Linked DNA regions of Homo sapiens: region 2 is linked to region 1. A link is an interaction called in ENCODE POLR2A ChIA-PET data of the cell type or tissue named here. Cell type or tissue: GM12878. All regions are shown on one strand. Each heading gives the region's core, and the rest is flanking DNA. Links, peaks and the distances in the headings are about the cores only. Region 1 has its middle 150 kb from the start of NEDD9. Region 2 overlaps LOC105374928 (a long non-coding RNA gene).

Region 1 (5,384 bases), core at 316-5,315:
GCATCTTCGTGCTGTGCGGGTTTGCATGGAGACATGTCAAGCCTAAGGTGCTCTCCATGCTGTGCCTGTGCCCTTTCTCCAAGCCAAATCCAGAAGAGGAGGAGGAGGATCTTCCCCCACTACAACCCTTGAATGGATATGTGGGAAATCAAAACTCAGAGTCTAAGGTCAAATGGAGATGGAGCTGATCATTGGAAAACAGACGACTAAACTCTTTAAGTACCTACAGTAGTAGGTGGCCGGTGGTCTTAGCTTGGGTTCCCCCAGAAGTAGACCCCAATGCAGAGTTCGAGGACATGTAGTTTAAGAAATGATCCCAGGAAGCATTGATGGGGAGTGAAGGAGTATCCAGGGAAGGAGAGAAGCCATGAAGGGCCCCGCCACTGTGGGCAACTGGAGCTTGATTCCGTGTAGATTATTCCACTCAAGACTGAGGGAGCTGGAATATTTACAGCCTTTGAGGAGTTCATTTCTGGGAATTTTCGTCTGCCCTTTGGGCAATTACAGTTGTCCCTGTGTGGCTTGGAGAAAGCTCTCAGGTCATGAGATAAAGACTCAGGTTGTCAGCAGCCAGCTCAGTCACAGTGAGGCCTGGAGGAGGGAGGCAGGACACTGACTACTTCGGATACCCCTTCTCTGCCAGATGCTTAAATGTTTGCTATTCAATCTAATCCTTACCACAGCCATTCAAGATAGCTCTTTCCCCTTATTTACGTGTAGAGGAAGAGGCACCGGGAATTACATCATGTGACCCTTACAGCCTGTCCTCTCCTACACCTCTGCTTTTATATCTTCCTAGTCATCGTCTTCTTCTTCTTCTTCTTCTTCTTCTTGAGACAGGATCTCACTCTGTCACCCAAGCTGCAGTGCAGTGGTGCAATCATAGCTCACTGCAGCCTCGACCTCCTGGGCTCCAGCAATCCTCCCGCCTTAGCCTCCTGCATAGCCGGGACTATAGGCATACACCACCGTGCCCAGCTATCTTGTTTAAGTGGTGACGTACAAAGTGACAGCCACTAAATAGCTGTTAAATAAACTAACCGATTAACAAGAAATGGTGGAGCGCTAGCTAAACACTGATTTCACATCCTTTCTTTTCCACCAACTCCACTTTCCGCATTCTTAGAACCAGGAATGTCCTCGAAAGTAACCAAGCTTGGAAGAAAACAGAAACAAAGAAGAAAACTATTTGGCAGATTCCCAGTATTCTGTCATGGACAATTGCTCTTCACACCCCATGCTGGGTGGGAAACCAGCTTCTGGGCAGGGGAAGGAGGGACTCCCCATGCAGGAGTTTAAATGACTAGAGCGCCTACTCTCACTTCTCAACACAAGCAAAGGGAAAAGATTGGTGGCCGATCTCTGCATAGCTTAGAATTATGTATAACCCTTTCAGAACGATTGTCCCCTTTATGATTACAGATGGTCTTCATTTTGAAAAAATTTCAGCAAGATAAAAAATTTGCCTCAAGTCCTTGGTGGAAGAAAGGCAATTGAATGAATGAATGAAGGAAGAAATGAATGAATGGGCTAAGTGAAAGAATAAACATAGAGAAAAGTAAGGGTGGAGCTCTTGGGCGGCTCACTATGGACAGGGAGAACACAGTGTGCTGTCACTTGTCCTCAGCCCCTTGGAGATGATCCTAATGACTACAGGGATAGGACACGCACAGAATCCAATCCTCAGTCACCATTTCTCGCCAGTCAGGACTCATGTCCAAAGAGGCTGAAAAGGACGTAAATGATTCTAATCCACCATAAAGAATAAGTGACGGCCCACACTTTGAAGTACTGAAATAATTCAGGAAAAATAAAAGCTTAGTTGCTGTCAGGTAAGCTCTCTGACGACAGTAGGAAGAGGGGAGGGGCCATGTACTTACACACCAGGAAGCATCTACCCAGAACAATTTCATAAGTAGAAATCATGCTGGTTTGAATGTTGCACTAAAACCAGCACCTCCAGGTCAACTTGGAGACCGGGAGTCACTCATTCCTCTTCTGGGGCATGTGGAGGTCCTCCCTGCCCCAGTTGAGGAGTGTTCACAGTGGGGAAACACCACCAGATGTCTGGCACCAACTCAGGAAGTAGGAGCCTGAATGAGTCCCTCCTCTCCCACAGGCCACAGCAAGTGGCTGAGAACTCACCCAAGTGTAGGATGGAACCGCTGGTGGATCATCTTGCCTCCCCGACGCTCTGGCCCTCTCTGGGCAGGCGGGCGGGAGGTGACAGCTAGTCCTGCTGCATGCTCATGTTTCCCTCTCCATGCAGCGAGCGGACTTGCTTCTAGAGGCAGCTGTAAGCATTTCCCTACTGAGCAACCACACACGTCGGATGTGAGTGGCATATGTATGTGTGTGTTTTTCCTTCCGGTTGCTGTGAGGTGATGTTGTCTTGGTTCATTTCCTCTCTGTGCTTCTTCTTTTTTTTCTCTGTCATACTTTCTGATTCGCTGAGGACACTTTGTAGTTTAGGGACAGGTAAGAAAGCTTGTTCTCATCTGGCCTCTTTGCTATTTTTAGAAAGGTAGGTGATCTTTAAATTCGTATTGCAAGGAAATTTGTCAAAATGTATTCTTCTAAGTGGCATAAGCTCCCTCCTAGGCCGCACTGAAGCAAAAGTTAGGCTATTTCCAAGCCAACTGAATTGGGATTTTATGGTTTTATGGACTCAGTATGTTGCAAAGGGTTCCACTATTAATTGACATGAAACATTCTTTCCTATGACAAGTACTTATTGAGCTTGTACACTGGAATAGACACCATGCTAGAGGCTAGGTGCTCAGAGAGTTTCCTACTTACAATGTGGTATGGAAGCCTAGATCTGTGTATGTAGAAGGGAATTCGAAAGCCCAAACCCTTTGTCTTCTTCATTCTGTGCTTTCAAGTAGCAGACAAGTGGCTCTGAGACAAGCCTCCTGGGTTTGAATTATGGCTCTGCTCTTTAAACACTTCTGGCCTTTCTGTGCCACGGCCTCCTCATCTGTAAAATGGGAACAGTCACAGGATTGTTGTGAGAATTAAGTGAATTAGTACATGTAAAGCACTCCAAGAATGCCTGGCACAAATAGAGTAAGCGCAATATAAGTGTTTGCCGTGATCATTCGTGGCAACTTTGTATTATTATCAGCTGAGATCTTTGCTATTTTCCTACCCTTCCTCATTTTCCACTCCTTGCTCATGCCTAGCAAACGACTTGGGGACATAGAGGGTTGAGAGGAAAGAGAGAGAGGTGGTTTGATAATGGATGTTCCCCAAATGATCCTGTGGTGCTTGATGTTTCTGCTTCAACTCCTTCCTGCTCCATCATGAAGACAAAGAAAGGGCTGCCCTTGGTCCCACCCATCAGACTCAGCTCATGTATGTTGCACTCTTGTGGCATCTCTTTTGTTGTTGTTGTTGTTGTTTGTTTTGTTTTGTTTTGTTTTAATTTTCTGTAAGACTTCTCTGAAATTCATTTATTTTTAAATGTTTGAGCTGGTTCAAATCTTGCTAAAGAATATTCTGCTCATACAAAGGTGCCACACTTAAAGCAATAAACACTCAGCTCAGTGCCATGTACACTGGGTCTTATGAAGAAATCAATGACAAGAACATCGATATTAATCATCATATATTGTATATATTGTATACATATATTGTACCTGTTAAGTGCAATTAACAATATTCAGCAAGGTATGCTTTTATTCTTCTTTCCTCTCTTTCTTTCTCCTTACAAAACCATTCTTGAGTACATGCTATGTATCCACATCATTCCAGATTTGAGCTAGAATTATTCTACTCTGAAGTTTTTATTTTATAATACAGAGTGTTTATAATAAATTGATGGAGGTAGAGAAGTCTGGATAGTACATGTTTTATCAAAACGTCCTTTTATGCTTTTCCCCTTATACCGTATCAGGTAAGGAATTATTTTCTTCATCAGGCATTTAATTAGTATAACTTTAAATGTACAAACTTTAGAAAACATAATTAATAATTTTGTAGTATGACTTGAATATTAATGCCATCAAATTGTCTGCATAAGTCAGTTACACTCTAGAGATATTAAAAATGCTAAGCTTGGGCTCCTTTTACATAAAATACTTGAGACTGACAACCTTATTATCCTGAACTCTGTTTTTTCATCTTCATCCTATGGCTTCATTTCCCACTTCCAGCTGCCTGGACCTCCCACTGCTGAGTTTTTCAGAACAGAGAGCGAGCGAGCATGTCCTTCAAGGCAAACTCAGGAACTGAGACTTTGTCCAAAAACAGATCAGACTTATTTTAGAAAAACAAGTTAAATATTTTTCCCATTTGCAAAGATGCCGGTTTTCTATGTCTGTTTTCCTACTTACAGTGTTAGATTTTCTTCTTCTTCTTTGGTTTATTTTCTTTTTGATTAGTAGCAGGTTATGCTGCATGTCAACATTTTGGCAAACCACAGATGATTCTGACAAAAAACAAACAACTTTAATTTCTAATCACTCTATCCATTGAGGACAGGGCTTACATTTTCATCTTCATTTAAACCAGCTTCTTGACTGCTTTAATTAGCTCCTTCATGCCATCTCAGTTAGCTGGAATCTTAGCTTGCACCACAAAATGCTTTATAACTACCTGTGAAGCAGTAGCCAAACCCCAGGCAACTGTTTTGAATTTGTTATGGAGGTCTGGTCCAAGGAGCAGCTGTTGTATGGAGTGGAGGATGAGGATGGGGGAAGGAAAAGTAAGGAGAATTTGAGAAGACTCAAAGGTTGAGAAATCTATGGCCAAAGTGTGTGCACATGTGTGTGTGCATGTGTGCACGCATGCACATGTGTCTATTTATGATTCCATTTGCTTGACTCATTCCCCTCCACGATGGAAGACAGTATGAGCCATGGGGAATCAACTGCCCACTGAGGAATTTAAATGAAAATGCTCAAGGGCTGGTCTGGCAAATTTTAAGAACAAAGTTGTCTAGAATTATAATGGATGCCTCCTCCCTTCTTGGGAATGGGAGTTTGTCTTGTGGTTTTCATTTTTAGATGAGGAAATCAGAGCTCAAAAAGATCCCGTTCATTTTTTCCCATTCATTAACTATCGCATACCTGCGAAGTCTCCTGAGCTTTCCTGGGCATTCTCGATACCTCGCTCCACAGGACACCCTCCAGAAACCTGTAGCTCAGTGGGAGATAAGCCAGCAAGATAGCTGTTTCTGTTCATTAGTTAATTCATGATCTTAAAAGCATTATTTAACATGGGCTAAAATAAATAAAAAAGAAATGAGAATCAGTTTCTCCCCTAAGAGAGATGATAGTCTGGAAGGCATGGAAGAATGAGCCTTATTCACCTTCCTCTTCTGCTCTCTTGCCCTTATAAACCTCCTTTTCTCTCTCCCCTAACAGGACACCTTTGTCTTT
Region 2 (5,384 bases), core at 164-5,163, 130 kb after region 1:
TGCCTATTCTGCTTATGTAATATAGTTGGAGATTTTAACATTTAATAACAGCAATTGGCAGAACAAGTAGATAAAAGATCTGAATAATGCCTTCACTCTCCTTTACCTAATTGACATTTATAGAACACTACACCCAACAATTGCGGAATAAACATTATCTTCAAGTAACATGTAATGTTTACCAAGATAAACGAAATGCTGGGCCATGAAACAAGTCTCAGCGCATTTTAAAGATTAAAATAATGCAGACAATGTTTTTGGACCACAGTGGAATTAAATTAGAAACCAAAAACAATAAGATGTCAAAGGAGGATAAAATTCACATATCTGGAAATTTAAACACATATTGTCTATAATCCATGGGTCAAAGAAAAAAGTCATAAGACATATTAAAACTATTTCAAACTGAATGATAATGAAAATATATCAAAATTTGTGGAATACAGCTAAAGTAGTGCTAAAAGAGAAATTTATACCTTTTAAATGCTTAGGATAGGAAGGAAGAAAGGTATACAATGAATGACCTTTGTTTCCACAGTAAGATCCAGAGAAAGAAGAGAAAAGTAAATCCAAAGTAAGTAGAGGGGCCGGGTGTGGTGGCTCATGCCTCTAATCCCAGCACTTTGGGAAGCCAAGGTGGGAGGATCACTTGAGGTCAGGAGTTTGAGACCAGCCTGGCCAATATGTTGAAACCCTGTCTCTACTAAAAATACAAAAATTAGCCGGGCGTGGTGGCACATGCCTGTAGTCTCAGCTACTTGGGAGGCTGAGGCAGAAGAATCTCTTGAACCTGGGGGTTGGAGGTTGCAGTGAGGTGAGATCTTGCCACTGCACTCCAGCCTGGGCTGCAGAGTGAGACTCTGCCTCAAGACAACAACAATAACAACAAAAACAAAGAAAGTAGAAGGAAGGAAACAATAAAGATATTATAAGAGGAGGAAAGTATGAAACAGAAAACAGACAAATGATAGAGGAAATTAATAGGTATAAAACATTTTGGGGTTTTTCTAGGGGAAATGACATTAAAGTTTGACATGCAGAAGAAAAGAGAAATCACCAATATCAGGAATAAGTATGTGAATATATTACAGATCCAACAAACATGAACAAGTGTATGCTAATAAATTCAACAACTTAGAAGGAATGGACATATTTTCTGAACAATACAACTTACTAAACTGACACAAGATGAAATAAAAATTCTTAACTAGTCCTATATATATAAAAGAAATTGAATTTGTTATCAAAATCTCCCTCTGAACTCTGTTAAACATTTAGGTAAGAAAAAAATAACAATTTTACACAAATGCTTTCAGAAACCCAGGAGGAAGAAACACATCCCAGTGCATTTTATGAAGTCAGCCTGATCCTGATACTAAACTTGACACAGACATTTCAAATAAAGAAAATGAAAACACGAGTCATGTTAAGTTGATTTTCTTTCCCCATCACTAACAGGAAGGCAGGAGGGCCTGAGTTTGCGGGTAGGGAGTGCGGGCTAGCTTGCTGGTAGGGCTACAACATCAAACTTGTATGCAGTTCCCAACTGCACATGGAAGAAAATGAAGCCCAATCTGGCCTTCAGGTTACTACAAGACCTTGAAAGAAGCCTGAGGTGGGTGAAGAAATGTAGAAAAATTAACTTACAAGGTAAAACACCTGATTGGCTGAGTAAACATTATTGTCAAACACTTTGAGAACTCTATGATTTATAAAACTAGTACTTACAGAAGAGTTATTTGCAATTATGCTATGCCAGCAATGGTTGATTTTACTGGTCATCTGAACAATCCACATGGTGGACATTGAAAATAAATAAGATAATTGTGATAATTAAATCAGGACACAAATGGAAAAAATGATGAAACTCCTGAATAGAAACAAACCAATAAAGAAACAACAGCAATACACAGAACTCCAATGCCGAAGAAGAAAGTGAAGAACAAAATGAAGGCATTTCACCCCTAAACTTTGAAGAGAATAAAAACAAAGATCACTTAACATTTTTATTTGAAGTTTGGTTTTTACAAAATACACCTTTGGATGAAAATGAGGCTGACCAAATCTCAAAGGGTTTCTTTTCTCCTTTTAATGTTTAAGCACTGCTGGAGTTCAGGGTACTTTCTGGTGAGGCAGTCCTGAGAAAGTTCTTTGAAACACATTATTCAGTTTGAAAACACAACAGAAACAGGTGCTTGAGATCTACAAGAGCTGCACTGGGAAGAAACGGGGAAGTGAGAGATTCACTTCTTTCCTACTGTCGCTAATATGGAGGACATAGCTGAGAAAAAGCAATCACCGGTATTGGTTAGGCTCACTGATGAATCTCAGGGCCAGAGAGAAGGATGTGGGATTTCTCCCTCCTGAAGCTGATGCAGGAAGTTTGGCTGTGAAATGTCACACTACAATAACTGAGAAGTGGGAAATGAACAAGGAATTCTGGTGTGACCTGGCTTAGATTATATCTAGTAGACTTTCTTTCAAAATGGCAATCATGGTAACTAGAACTTTAGAGAAATAATCCCAACATATCTCCACACCTTGCTCTTCCTCTGCCTTAAATATGCAGAAGTCGAAATCAGTTTTCTGTTGTGGGAGGATCATCTATTGCTTTGGGAGCAATTAAAGATGTTCTTTTTTTCTGTTGATCACAAGAGTTTTAGAGCTCAATAATATAATGTCTGTCCTCTTTCAGAACAACAAAGAAAAGGCAAATGAACTGAAGGAAATCTGCTATTCACAATGTACAGGCATGCATGATGCTTTTGAAATGTTTTTGCTAGCAATTGTTTTGTGTTTAGATGATATAAAGGTTGACACAAATGTTAGATGGAATACCTTTATAGCTGGTTGAGCTTTTGTTCTCTGTAGTGCATTAATGTTTTGATTTAATTATAAATTGTTGTTCATAAAAGTATCCTATTTTCAGAAAGACCATCTGGAAAAAATCTCCAGGGCCACACCTCTGATGTCTTCTTTGCAATAGGCAGCTTGACTGCAGCGTTGCATTGCAGAAAGAGATTGAAGATATTTACATTTATTGTAAATTTTGATTTGAGGAAGCCGCAGGGTTGACAACCATACTTGATGCTGAAATGCTGGGAAATTCCTCAAGGCTCAGCAAGATAATCTAGAATCTAAATTAACCACAGAGAATTACTATAAAGAAATAGTGCTCCACCATGAGGCACATTATCCATGACCTTAAAGACATTTTCTTAGAACAGTACCTCACAGTTCCTAAATGTTCTTAAACAGTCAAAAGCAGTTCACTGGTGGCCTCGGTCATAGAACAGCTTACACTGAACACCATGCCAATGTGTACTCAGCTGACTTATTCAATCCTGATACATTCTCTGCCAACCTTCATTGTTGGAGGTTAAGGCCAAAACGCAGAAAAAAAGACAAAGAGCTTCCACCCACCACGTATAAAACTCCCTATTTATCTCACTTAAAGTTTTTTTTTCTTACTGTCTACATGTTACTGAAGGTCCTGTGTATTCTTCCTTTTGATGAAGTTTGAGAATGAAAGCTATGAAATTGGATGAAAGTGTCTCAAACCACAACTAAGAAGCACTTCAACGGACCAGAGGTCAAGTAACTTTACACTGCTTAACATAAATGTTGATATAAAATAGGATCTTAATTTAACAGTAGACACATATATAAAAAAGCTATACATAAAGCCAGAACTTCCTACAAGTACCTAAAAACCACTGAAAATGCCTAATAGTTTTTCTTTTTATATCTGATATTTAGAGGAAAAGCTGTGAGTTGTATTTTGGCCACTTAATCACTGAATATTTACCCACGGACCTTTCACTGAATATATTAAACACTAAAAACCTGCTGTTGAGTGGCCACTATTTGAACTTTCTTTCTTTGAAGACTTTTCCTTTCAGAATTTAGCATTAAAAGAACATTCCATTTCTGTTGTTGGCAAGCTAGGGATATTTTAGTAAAGTAATTTTGAGCATAATGTCATGAATCTAATTACCAGGTATTATTAAGTTACCAGTTGTTTTAAAAAGTAAATGTTAAGGAGGTGTGAGGAGAAGGAATATATTTTATAAAATATTACAATAAAGCACAGGATTGACCATTGACTAATGGGTGTTTTAGTGTATTGTTAGAAATATGGAAAGGGTAGTTAAGGAAATTACCAACCAGCAGCAGAAACTGTGAACTCACCAAACCGAGATTTCAATGTAGATTTCGTCTTTTTTATGTGGCCATAAAGACAGAATTAGAGTTTGGATAGAAAGTAATCCAAAGATGTTCCACATCTGGTTGTTTACATTCATTTGTTGGGTTTACATCTTAACATGTTCAAAGGAAGACATACAAGTGACCCAGAAACATATTTTAAAAAAGCACAACATCACTAATCATCAGAGAAATGCAAATTAAAACCACAGTGAGATATCATCTTACACTAGCCAGAATGGCCATGATTAAAAAGCCAAAAATCCAACAAGTGCTGATGAGGATACAGCAGAAAGGGAACACTTATATACTGTTGGTGGGAATGTAAATTAGTACAACCTCTATGGAAAACAGTATGGAGATTTCTTAAAGAACTAAAAATAGAACTACCATTTGATCCAGCAATCCCACTACTAAGTATCTACCCAAAGGAAAATAAATCATTATACTAAAAAGACAACTGCACTCATATGTTTATCACAGTACTATTCATAATAGTAAAGTTATGTAATCAACCTAAGTATTTATCAATGGATGATTTGACAAAGAGAATATCATATTATATATACATATATATTACGTCTCAGCCATAGAAAAGAATGAAATTATGTCTTTTGCTCAACAAGGATTGAACTAGAGGCCATTGTCCTAAGTGAAATAACTCAGAAACAGAAAGTCAAATACTGCATGTTCTCACTTCTAAGCGGGAACCAAACAATGGGTACACATGAACATACAGAGTGGAATAATAGACACTGGAGACTGTAAAGGTGGGAGGGTGGGAGGAGGATAGGGTTGAAATATTACCTATTGGGTACAATGTTCACTATTTGGATGACAGGTACACTAAAAGCCCAGACTTCCCCACTATGCAATATATTTATGTAACAAAACTGAACTTGTATCTTCTAAATCTAAATAAATACATACATAAAACCCTAAAAAAACACTAAGTAAACTAAGAAAAGATGGAAATTTCCTTGACCTGATAAAGGATATTTATGAAATTCTTATAGTTAATATAATGCTTAGTGGTGAAAGACTAACCGTATTCCCTTCAAGATTGGACTCAGGGCAAAGATGTACCCTCTTAATGTTGTAATAGAAGTCCTAGCCTATGAAATAGGGCAAGAAAATGAAATAAAGAATATAATGTTTGTTGATGTAGAAAATTCTAA

The links. Peaks named below come from ENCODE experiments on the same cell type or tissue, not always from the same donor. Only the 100,000 strongest peaks of a DNase experiment are listed, where the experiment ranks them.
Region 2: POLR2A ChIA-PET joins it to region 1 with 7 read pairs; 2 of 35 experiments call an interaction of 5 or more read pairs at or near these places.

What each region holds. Positions count from the first base shown.
Region 1 is chr6:11,379,994-11,385,377 of GRCh38, forward strand. It overlaps a transcript of NEDD9 not described here. Among named protein-coding and RNA genes, the nearest start is that of NEDD9, 150 kb to the left of the region's middle. RefSeq lists an enhancer at 2,027-2,226. In GM12878, for the core only: no CTCF peak of the experiment used is centred there; a DNase peak (open chromatin) is centred at 2,348; H3K4me3 peaks cover 3,756 bases; H3K27ac peaks cover 3,061 bases.
Region 2 is chr6:11,512,666-11,518,049 of GRCh38, forward strand. All of the region lies in intron 4 of LOC105374928 (a long non-coding RNA gene), which reads left to right. It also overlaps the pseudogene THAP12P5. Among named protein-coding and RNA genes, the nearest start is that of TMEM170B, 22 kb to the right of the region's middle. RefSeq lists an enhancer at 2,388-2,437. In GM12878, for the core only: no CTCF peak of the experiment used is centred there; a DNase peak (open chromatin) is centred at 2,196; H3K27ac peaks cover 4,075 bases.